Linked DNA regions of Homo sapiens: all the other regions are linked to region 1. A link is a contact called in ENCODE Hi-C or POLR2A ChIA-PET data. All regions are on one chromosome and are shown on one strand. Each heading gives the region's core, a stretch centred on a gene start or an enhancer-like site at or near the end of the contact. The rest is flanking DNA. Distances are from core to core; before and after follow the strand shown.

The links. A loop is a pair of places that touch in the nucleus more often than their neighbours do. ChIA-PET counts read pairs that join two places held with the same protein, here RNA polymerase II (POLR2A). Pooled maps may share reads with other maps.
Region 2: a map of naive thymus-derived CD4-positive, alpha-beta T cell shows a loop between it and region 1 (5-fold over the local background). The contact joins the promoter of PIGC here to the promoter of ZBTB37 in region 1. A Hi-C loop is called at or near these places in 1 of 168 maps with a recorded cell type or tissue (naive thymus-derived CD4-positive, alpha-beta T cell) and 9 of 50 pooled maps. POLR2A ChIA-PET finds 5 or more read pairs at or near these places in 1 of 52 experiments (CD4-positive, alpha-beta T cell).
Region 3: a map of ascending aorta shows a loop between it and region 1 (7-fold over the local background). The contact joins the promoter of KIAA0040 here to the promoter of ZBTB37 in region 1. A Hi-C loop is called at or near these places in 3 of 168 maps with a recorded cell type or tissue (ascending aorta and naive thymus-derived CD4-positive, alpha-beta T cell), 2 of 37 single-sample maps with no recorded cell type and 13 of 50 pooled maps. POLR2A ChIA-PET finds 5 or more read pairs at or near these places in 1 of 52 experiments (CD4-positive, alpha-beta T cell).
Region 4: a loop to region 1 is called in a pooled map, with 4 times the contacts of the local background. The contact joins the enhancer-like site here to the promoter of ZBTB37 in region 1. A Hi-C loop is called at or near these places in 6 of 50 pooled maps.

What each region holds. Positions count from the first base shown.
Region 1 is chr1:173,867,054-173,869,675 of GRCh38, forward strand. It overlaps ZBTB37 (zinc finger and BTB domain containing 37), which reads left to right and starts at 1,327. Exons shown (of 5, transcript NM_001122770.3): 1 at 1,327-1,352; 2 at 1,872-2,067. It overlaps GAS5 (growth arrest specific 5), which reads right to left and starts at 936. Exons shown (of 12, transcript NR_002578.4): 1 at 907-936. SNORD74 (small nucleolar RNA, C/D box 74) reads right to left here and starts at 692; the gene lies at 621-692. RefSeq lists a silencer at 1,362-1,771 and an enhancer at 1,406-2,605.
Region 2 is chr1:172,442,760-172,445,381 of GRCh38, forward strand. PIGC (phosphatidylinositol glycan anchor biosynthesis class C) reads right to left here and starts at 1,310. Exons shown (of 2, transcript NM_153747.2): 1 at 1,229-1,310; 2 at 1-71. It overlaps C1orf105 (chromosome 1 open reading frame 105), which reads left to right. Exons shown (of 7, transcript NM_139240.4): 2 at 2,314-2,399. RefSeq lists enhancers at 1,142-1,665, 1,389-1,698.
Region 3 is chr1:175,191,454-175,194,075 of GRCh38, forward strand. KIAA0040 reads right to left here and starts at 1,323. Exons shown (of 4, transcript NM_014656.3): 1 at 1,187-1,323. RefSeq lists enhancers at 526-575, 716-765, 1,006-1,155, 1,876-1,985.
Region 4 is chr1:172,638,166-172,640,787 of GRCh38, forward strand. No RefSeq gene overlaps it. Among named protein-coding and RNA genes, the nearest start is that of FASLG, 20 kb to the right of the region's middle. RefSeq lists an enhancer at 372-1,571. Within about 2 kb of position 1,311, at least 6 of the 41 ENCODE cell types and tissues checked have a DNase peak (open chromatin) inside an H3K27ac peak, as active enhancers do.

The DNA of each region.
Region 1 (2,622 bases), core at 77-2,576:
CAGGTACAGATTTTAATTCATTGTTCCACGGTTCTTTTTTTTAAAGAGTGTTCTTTAAAAAAACGGTTCGTCTTTTTAAACCAATGATGCAGGTAACATACCATTCATTATCTAGCGACAGGTAAAGGATACACTTAATGTTACAAAGAAGCACTGCACCCGCAGTTAAGAACCACCGATGGCGGCCGGGCGCGGTGGCTCACGGCTTGTAATCCCAGTATGTTGGGGGACCACGGCTGGTGGATCACCTGAGGTCAGGAGTTCAAGACCAGTCTCGCCAACATGGTGAAACCCCGTCTCTACTAAAAATATAAAAGCCTAGCATGGTGGCGCGCGCCTGTAGTCCCAGTTACTTGGGAGGCTGAGGCAGAACTGCTTAACTCGGGACGCGGAGGTTGCCATTAACCGATGTCGAGCCACTGCATTCCAGCCTGGGTGACAGAACGAGGCTCGGTCTCAAAAAAGAAAAAAGAAACACTAATGGAAATATTGGTGACACTGCGGAATGCAGGCACTTAAGCACGTGGACTACCACCGACAGCCTTTCATGAGAGCGGACGGCTGATGGAGGCTCGGGTCACGGCCCTTAACAATAGCTTACTCGGGTGACTCGGCATGTGCCACCATCAGAGCGGTTGGCATTCATCATTACTCTCAGATGTCCCTACCAACACAGGCTTCATCAGAGGCAGGGCACGAGAGCCGAGGCTTCTCCGCAGTTCTACTCTAACATAGTCGCAGCTTAGGTCACGCATGCACCATATGTGCAATCCCCCACCATCCTCAACTTGTAGGCCCTGCAAAGGCGCGCGACTGGCTTAGAAGTCCCAGTCAATTCAGGGTGACCTTAGCAGACAAAGGCTGGAGCGCCCCAAAACCCGCAACATTCGCAAAGATAAAACATACCTCACAGGAGTCGACTCCTACCTCGAAAAGACAGTATGGTGCCTGGGCTCCTGTATATAAGAGTTCTTTTGATGACGTCACGACGCACGCTCCCGGCAGCGTCCGCTTCGGCTCCTCCCCCTAACCTCCCTCAATCTTCCTCTCATCCAGTATCACCTTCTTCCCACCCCTTAAGTCCGCCCCTTTTCCCCGCCCTTCCTCGCCATTGTGGGCAGAGACATGACCGTCCACGTGATGCCGTGCTCCCGCCCTCCTCCCGACTGAGGAGGAAGAGCAGAGAGGGGAGGGGGCGCGAGGCAAGGAAAGCTCTGGGGATGGGGGAAGGGGGGGCGGTGTAAGGCTGAGTGATTTCCTTCCGGCACGTCGCCCGCTCCGTGGGAGGGGGTGGGGGATTTCACTTCCGGGACGGTGTTCCGGCCCATTCCGGCCCATTTCCACCCCCGGAGGTAGGTGCTGCTCCTTGACTGGACTCGGGCCCCACACCCCAGTGCCACTTCCCTGCACCGGGGTCACCTCGCCCGCCCTCCGCCGCAGCGCGCTCCTGGGGCGCTCAGCTACTTTCCTTCACCCCGCCTCCAGGCACCGGGCGACCTTCCACCCCCTTGGCCCCCGGCCGGGCTGATCTGCCGGACCCGCCCCCTCGCGGGGCCCCTCCCTCAGGACCCCGGGAAGGGCGGCCCCCTCCCCCACCGCAGCCGGGACACACCCAGATACGCACACCCACCTCCTGGCAGCTCCCCGCCCGCCGCCGCCTGGAGCCGGTCCCTGGGCGCCGCCCCCTTCCTAGTTCTCACCTGAGCGCTGGCTCCCCCGCCCGACGCCTTGTCCCCATCTTCTCCGAAGTTCCTCAGTGACATTTTGCCCTTTAGCCAGTTCCCCTCTCCCCAGGCTTCCTAACGCAGAAGAAAGCTGCTCAAGTGCTGGAGTGGCCAACCCCATGCCGTTCCCAATTCTCCCTTTTACAGCTCTCACCCCTCCAGTGCCGACGGTAGCGAAAGACTTTCCTCCAGGGGCTTCCTCACTGGGGAATTGCCGGAAAGAGCAAACAAAAAAGGCGCTGGTGTAGGCTCCAAAATAAACACATCTGAATTCATGATGGCATCGACAGAGGCTCTTATTGGATTAAAAGTTTCAAAACAAACAATAACGCTTTGGAAAAAGGTCAGATTGGCTAAAGTTGATTGTTGAAAACAGTGTATACACTTCCCTATTTAATAAGTGTGTTGTTAATGCGGGGCAGTACTGTGAGCTTGGCAGAGTAAGTTCCTGAAGTTTCAGGTGTGGTGTAACTATGTAATATATAGATAAGTGAACGCACATTGGGCTTAAGTAAATGTCTTCCTGTTCGGATTTATACAAACTATTTTCAGTAGTTGAAACTGTACTTTCAACTATCTTGTATACAGCTTCAGGTTTAGTGTTTCAGCCATTTTTTAAAAATATTTTAATGGAAAAATGTTGGCATACTTGGTAAATGCTGTATTTTTTCATCGGATCTGGAGAACTAAGTTTCAGGATGGAAGTATTCATCACCACCTCGGAATTGCCAACTTCGAATTTGGCAGATTTACCCAGCTTTCCTAATTTTGACAACTGAACTTCACATTCTCTGCATCTTGGTTGAATCCTGGCACAGCTGTGGGATTTTTCCTAGAGTTTGCTTCACAGCCCTATAACCAAAGTCTTTTTGTGGGGGGGGCTCTGATTCTTAAGCTT
Region 2 (2,622 bases), core at 60-2,559, 1.4 Mb before region 1:
GTTTTCAAAGGCAGGGGCTAGGCCTACAATAGATGAATTTGTCTCTGAGGCAGGACAACACAGCCAAGTTCCTAGAAAAAGAGAGACTGTGAACCTACGAAAGTTGTGAAAGGTCAAGAGTAGTACTGAGATAAAGTCAAATCAACTCAGTTTACTAAAAGTCTGAGAAAAATGTATGTGGTAGTCACCTTATGGGACATTAAAACTGCATTTCAGATTTGAAAATTATAATTCCTTGAATAATAATAGACATCTGTTAGCTATCGCTTATTGAGTACCTACTATGTGCTAAGTGCCTTATGTATCTTCTTTCACTTAATCCTCACCACCTTGTAAGTTAGTATTAGTCCTGCTTTGGTAAAAAAGCTGAGATTCAAGATGCTTAAGTAACTTTGCCCTAAGGTAACAGAGCAGAGCCAGGATTCAAACCAAAGTCTTATCCCAAAGCCTGTGTCTCACATTGTATCTCCCTCTAAAGCAGTTCTTAACTCAGTGGTTCACATATCCCTTAGGTATATCACATTGCATGCTTATATCTGGATTTGTGTAAATTTATAGGGATAATATCCATAGTTTTTATTGGTTCTCAAAGGCATGTTATTTGTATTTTTTAAGTTACCAATCCAAAGACAATAGTAAGCTGCACCATACAGAAAGGTATGAGCTCTATAGTTTAACCAAAATCAAAGCCTCAAAGAAACTAGACTCTTCTTCCATTAGCTGAGCTTAGCATCCTTTAAAGAGCTATCAATCTACTCAAAACAAGGAAACTCTTGAGAGGATCGAAGAAGATAATCATTCCTTTTTCACAATGAGAAAACTAAGAGTCAGAAACACCACAGCCATCCGGCAAATTTGAGAAAAAAAAAATTCATATTGCCCGACTTTATTTCTTCCATGATAGACCACAACAAATATTGCTTGGCAAGCCAGACACCGTTACCCCCTCTGCAGCAGGGATCCCAGCCCGGGAATCTTAAGGCCGCCGCCGGGGTTGGAGGGTCTGCGACGCCCAAAAGGGCAGCGCCCGCCCGCAGAGTGGGGCTGGGAGGGGACGGGGTAGGGTAGGGTGACCCCAGGGTGCGCCTTCACTCTTCTGGCACCCCATTTGGCTTTTTGGGTGGGCCTCCCACTTCCGCCGCCGCCCCTCACTCAGCCTTGGGTCTGCGGGAGGCAGCAGAGGAAAAGGAGCCCCGGAAACACTGACCGTTACACGGAACCCACCTACCCGAGAGTTCCTAGGGTTGCGCAGCTGGGGGACGGCGGCACCCAGCCTTTTTCCCGCTTCGGGGCGCCGGGGCTGCGACTGTGGCCAAGCACTTCCGGGTCCGCCGCAATCTCCTTAGCGAGGGCACCCTTCCCCGGCTGGAACCATCGCGACGTGACTGCTGCCCCCTCCTGGCTGCTCGAAGGACCTCCGGTCTCCTCTCCTGGAGACTGGCCCAAACCCGAATGCTCTGAGCCTAGGAAGGCAAATCCCCAGCAATCCCCTATTGAAAGATGGGATGTGCCATCTGAAGGACTGGGTAAGGCAAGAGAGGACAAGGAAAGAGGCTGGGCCAGTAGGTGAGAGATAATGGCCGCTTTTGTTGCGCTCCTTTATTAAGTCAGGCCCTCAGCTGGGACTTCCCGTGCATCCATGCGTTCATTCCACAGATACTGATTGAATGCCTGCATGTAACAAGCCATGCTTGGGGTGCTCATGATACAGCCGTGAATGAAACACACAAAAATTGCTGCTCTCATGAAACTCTCTTTTTTGGTGCATTGACCTTTACACTGATTATATCATCTCCCCCCTCAAAGAGGACAAATCTAAGGCTCAGATAAGTTGTATTTGTCCAAAGACAGGCACCTGGGAAGTAGATGAACAGAGATCAATATCCAGTTGTCTATAGCTTCAAAGCTTGGTTTTTTTCCTCTTTACCTCCTAAAAGAAGTGAGGACAAGATTGCTAATTAAACTGAGTTCATGGAAATATTAAAGGATATATAAACAGAAGGAAGTAATAAAGAAACAAAGGGATGTAGTAAAACACAGGATACAGTGGAAATAAAAGTCAGAAAACATGACCCATTTACTAGCTCAGTGACTCAAGGCAAATCACACTACCTGAGCTTTGATTTCTTCATCAGTAAAATGGAGATGACATTATTTGCACTTGGCTACTTTATAGGATGGTTAAAGAGTTAAATATAAAAATGGTTTGTAAAGTGTTCACTATATGGCTGCTATTAGCTGACTTTGGCCATCGTAATGATAGCAATGTTTAAGTGTGATATATTCTGTAAAATGTTCTCTATTTCCCTCTAGGCTTCTGTTCCAAAATTTGACAAGATTCCTTGGCTTAGTGAGGCCAGCCTTGTAAACAAGCCATTAGTGCTCAGCCTTCCCAGAAGGTAACCTCTCAGCCACCGAGGGCAAAAGTTTTACGAAACATCTCACAGAAGATGATTTCTTCTTAAGGGATGGGGACAATTATCAGAGGGCACATTTGATCCATTGAGAAACTCAAGTCAAGTGCTTTAAAAATAGAAATAATCCGGGTTTCTCAGAAAAAAATGATCACTGAGTATAGGCCTGGCTAGAGGAGATGAGATCTCAAAATTTTTCCCTCTCCAC
Region 3 (2,622 bases), core at 73-2,572, 1.3 Mb after region 1:
CAAAAGGAAAGACTTGGTCAGATTTTCCTGTACAGCTGCCTCTCCAGCCCAGCACTGGGTGAAGGGCAGGCACATCAGACTAAGTGGTTGATGCAACTGAACCAGTTTAAAGGCTGGTAAGACGCTTGCAGAAGTCTTTAGATAGAACTTGCAAACCATTTGCAAAAGGGTTAGGAACAGGTTGCATCAATGCTATGTTTAAGTCCTGCTCTTTGTAACTCAAGGCTCTCCCATTATCTAACAGAACTTCAGAATGAGGGTTCCTTAAAATTAGCTTCAGGTCCTTATGAGCTGTAGCTGAGCAAATGAAATGCAACTGCTTTAGAAGGGAGGAGCTTCCAAGATGCTCCAGTGGTCTTTTCCTTCCCTTCCTCGTATAACGCAATCGGTGGCACAATCCCGCTAAGTAGCATGGCATGCTGGCTGCCGGTGTTCTGTTAAATTAGGGTGAGTGCTTGTCTGTGCTTCAGTTTCCCTTTCGGTTAGGCAGGACTGGTCTTCCCACTAGCTATCATCTATAGTTTACTTAACTCTATTATCATATGATGAATCCCGTAAAGCTCTTCAGAATGTTAGGGAAACAGGTCCTATTATGTCCCCCACTCTACCTTCATGGGTGGGATGGGGGGTCTGGGGGTGGGACCACTGAGAGTCAAAGAAGTTAGGAAGTAATCTGTGTCACAGCAAGCTCCCTGGAAACTCTCAGAATAGCAAACAGGTTTCCTCTCCGCCCCTGGCTCCACGCCATATTTTCGTTTTGGCTAGTTCCTTAGCTCCAGAGAAAATCTGGCTTCACCTAGAATGGTTTAGAAACACCTAAGCCCGCGATGCTTTCCGGAGGGTCTCAGGCCTTAGCTTTCTCAGTAAAAAACAGAATTTCCATGTGTCCCCTTCAAAGCGCTCCTACCGGCAGCTGGAGTAAGGTAACTCCACCGCCGACCTCCGAGGAGTTCATGTGGACTCAGCCCAGGCGCAGAGAGGAAGACTCCTGAGAGTCCTCGCGAAGGAGGGAAACACACCAGAACTAAAGTTGTGAAGGCGCAAGAGGCTACTTAGGAATAATTCCTTGTATCTCTGGGGCAGGTCTCATCCTTCTAAAGACAGGAGTGACTGGGCGTCTTCTTCCAAACAGAGGGCGCTTAAAAATGTATTTTTAAAAAACATAACAGAAAGTCCTGAAACTCACCTTTCGGTCCGCGGAAGGGCTTCCTGCAGGCCCAGGGAATCTCCTGGTTGCTGCCCCGTCTGACAGCGCCCCGGGCCCTGGAGGGAGGTGTGGGTTCCTTTTTGGTTGCCTCTGCACTCCCACCCCGAGCCAGGTCTGGCGTGTAGGGCCCCGGCGCCGGCCAAGGTCGTGGGAGCCGCCCGCCCCGCCCCGCCCCGCCCCGCTCCACCCCCGCGCGTACCTGCCGCTGCCGCCGAGGGCAGCGCCCTCTGTGTTCCCTGCCTTCCTACGGGCCGACGCCTGGCATAGTTGAGGTTTCGCTCCAACTCTGTCCTGCCCCTGATGTCACAGGCACAACTTCCTGAATCTGGCTCGCCGTTCCGCCCGCTCCAGGGGCTCGGCCCAGGCTTTCCACCCTGGGCCAGCCCACCTCGGGTGCCTCTGGCCTTGGGCGCACACGCCCCAGACGCGCCCTCCCTCCCCGTCTTCCCGCCGGTGGCTCCCCACTCCCCGCCCCCCGCCATTACGTGTCCTTGCCCCCTCAGTCCCGGAACACGCCTCCTTCAGGACACAGCGGCTGCGGAGCCAGCCCCGGTGTCTCTCACAGACGCACCAGTGTTCCAGGAATGGGACACAGAACTCCGGGCAAACCCGGCTTCAGGGAAAACAGCTGCCTAAATAGAGGGCCTTCCTGGAAGGGGTGGGAGGCGTTGGAGAGGGATACCATGCGGCAGGTTGGGTGAAGGCTCCGATGTCTTATCGGGACAAATGAGCATGACAGTCCCCTCTAGCCAACGCCGGTTGCTCCAAGGGGTGCAGGTGACATCTCAGAAGAGTCTTTGTCTCTGCTGCCTGGAGGCGCTAAGGAAAACTGCGCCCCAGGAGCTGTCTGTCACAAGCAAATGACGGAGGGGAAAGCTGACTTCAAAAAGTTCTCAGGGGTTCTTCCCTCTCATCCTCAGCTGCTCTCCATCTACTTTCTATTCAGATCTCTTGGCTCTAGTTCCGAGCACATGGGATGCTAGGAAATGAAAAGACCTGCGCCCCTTTGAATAGGGGACTCCAGACACAAAGCTCTGATGATTCAGAGCTTGTTCAGTGCCTCCAGGGATACTGTGGGTGGGAAAAGAGGGGGATGCCAGGACCTGGCTGTGGATCATTTCAGGGGCCTCCTCAGTGTCATCCTGGGAGGTCCTCCCTGACAAGGGCCTGAAATGCTGTTCCCTCGACTGTATTTGCCAGGTACACAGGTACCAGGTGCCAGGTGCTGAACCAGGACTTGCCCTCCATCGACTGTGCCTGAGTATGGGTGTCCTTTGGCTTCTCCAAGTGGGCATTAAAATGACTGCTGCAACCAACTGTCACAACTGAGATTCAAGAGATTCCTTTCTGTTTATTCAGGAGAAACCACGTGGCTCTGAGTTGAAAGGCCAAAGAGAAAACCCACCATCCAGCCT
Region 4 (2,622 bases), core at 61-2,560, 1.2 Mb before region 1:
TAGCACAGCACACAAGGCCCTCATGACCTGCGGGGGCTACCTTGCCTGGCAGTCCAGCCTCATTTCTCACTCCTCTCTAACATTTGTGCATTCAGCAAGTATTTATTAATGCCTCCTTGTACCAAGTCTATTCTACGTTCTGGGGATGTAGCAGAGAGTAAAACAAAGTCCCTGCCCTCAGGGGGCTTACATTGTAGTTGGAGACAGACAATAAACAAAGAATTGTGTAAAATATCAGATGGCACTAAGTACCATAGAGAAAAATAAAGCCAGGTGAACCCTAGCTGGCAGGTTGCACAACATATCTTGCTCTCTTTTCATGCTCTCTTGTCTGCCTTGAATGACTCTTTTTCCTTTCAGCTTAACTGCCTTCTACCTATTGTATCACTTGGGGGCCTAGCTTGAGGGTTACAACCTCTGACACCTGTGATCCTGCAAGTGTGAAATTGATGACCGCCCTCCTTGCTTGTAAGGTACTTGTGTCTACTCTTACCATACGGTTATAACTGTTTTTTAAAGTTTATAGTTACTTTTCCATATCCCCCACTAGATAGTGAGTAAATTGAGGGTTTCTGCATATTCTTAAATTTTCCACGGATCTTTGTTGACTAAATGAACAGTCTCTTTGGAAAGATCTTCAAGGAAGGAGCTGCTTGGTGGGAGAAGAATTCTCCTGTCCTCTGTTTTTCTTTTCCTTTTCCAATAAGAAAGTTTCTTTCCTCTGCTCTCAAAGCACAAAACTATGCATGAGGTTATTTGAAAACCAAGTAAAAGGACATGGTTTGTGTCCTGTGGTTTGGGGGCTGGTTATTCATGAGTGTGAAATGTCTTACATTTTCAGTGAGTCACAGGAATGCAACTTTACCTGGTTGTGAGACATCAATACACTCATTCTGTTTGCATATTCATACACACACTCATGCATGAAAAAAGATGAAACACGTCCTTTATATCTACAGGCTGGGACTTATCTCTATGCATTTCACTAGGCAGATAAACAGGATGCACACTTATAATCGACAAAAATCAAACACTAAAATCTACTCCTGGCACTGCTCTATATCTACCCAGTATCTTTGACTTTCTGTGTGCTGTGGTTGTGTCTGGCTTCTGCTGCCTGGGCTTCCGGTGTGTGAAGCCTCCTTTGTCTAACATTCTGAGATCCCCTGTGAGTGTGACTGAGGCTGGCTTGGTTTTCTAGAAGACCCAGGAGTGGTTCTCCCTCTGCCCTGCATGTTGCTGCCCTATGGAACAAGATGACGGCTGAATTTCTGTTGCTTGGTGGAGTACACACATGTTCCACTGCATTCTGGAACGCTTGAGCTCTCGAGCCCAGACCGCAGAGTGCTGTGGGCAGATCAGTCTCTGATCTGTCTCATCTCTGGAAACCCTGATTCTCGTTATGTCAGAGCCTCTCCAAAGGAAAGTAACCAGGGTAGAATCCTGCATGAGGAGAGGAGCAGCCTTGGGCGGCAGGTGACTGCCTGTGAAGCTTGTGCCCTGGAAGGTTGGCTGTGGATAAATATCCACCCAAGGGCATAGCATGTGTGTGCCTTGCCTTTTAAGGGAGGGCTGGTTGAGGAACAGGATGGTCTGTTGTGGTTGCAGCTCCATGAGCAGACTAAGCCAGGCTGGCAGGAATGCCCAGAGGGTTCTGAGCAAACTTAGCAACGAGGATTCAGGTCACTTACCAGATTGACCATTTCTCTTTAATTGGTAATTTTCTTCATATGATGCTTCCAATAAAATGTGCCCAAAGGTTTTGTTGTTGTTATTTGTTTAAAAATAAAGCTAAAATAAATGGAGATAATAATTCTTTAAGCCCCATGTCAAATTCAGCCTTCCCCATGAAATATTTCTTCAGTTCCCAACTCTGTTCTTTCCTCCTTCTCCAGTCTAAATATGCCATCTCTCTTCTTTAACACAGTACTAATTTGGAGTCTTCTTAAAGTGTTTCTCGCACTTTCTCTTTTTAATGTAGTTACTGTTACATAAGAACTTCTCAGCTTCAGTGCTGTTTTTCTGACCGTGGACAATCAGGGTTCCTAGACTGACTTGTTCCTCTTTGCCTCCCTGAAGCAGTTAGTGTAGAGCTTTATGCCACAGGAACTCAATAAGCCACGGTAGAACCAAAGAGCTCTTAGCCTTGCACCATTCCCTTGCCCGCTCCTGGTGACTTGATGACCTGCACTGGCCACATGCTAGCAGGATTTCCAGGCAGACTGCCTAAACATTTCAAACAGATTGGGTCATGGCGGTAGAGCACATGGCGTGGCATGAGCTTCAGAAACGTGTTATGCTTAGACTTCCCATGAACTTTATAGCTACTTTACCGTCTGAGAGCTACAGACAATCTTTCCACCCCTGGTAGCTGTGTAACATCCTTGAGGACATGGAATATTTTCCATTTCATTATATCCCCACAATGGTACCTGGTGCCAGGTGCTCAGGAAGTATTGGTGGAGTGGTTGATTAGGTTGCCTGGCTTTGCAGGGGCTTATCAGTCTATAATTTACACCACTGACCTTCCCCCAAACTCCAGGGAGGGAAGAGGGACTGAAGATTAGCAGAAAATCACCCAGGAAAGACAATAAGAAATGAAGGCTTCTACTCAAAAAGTAG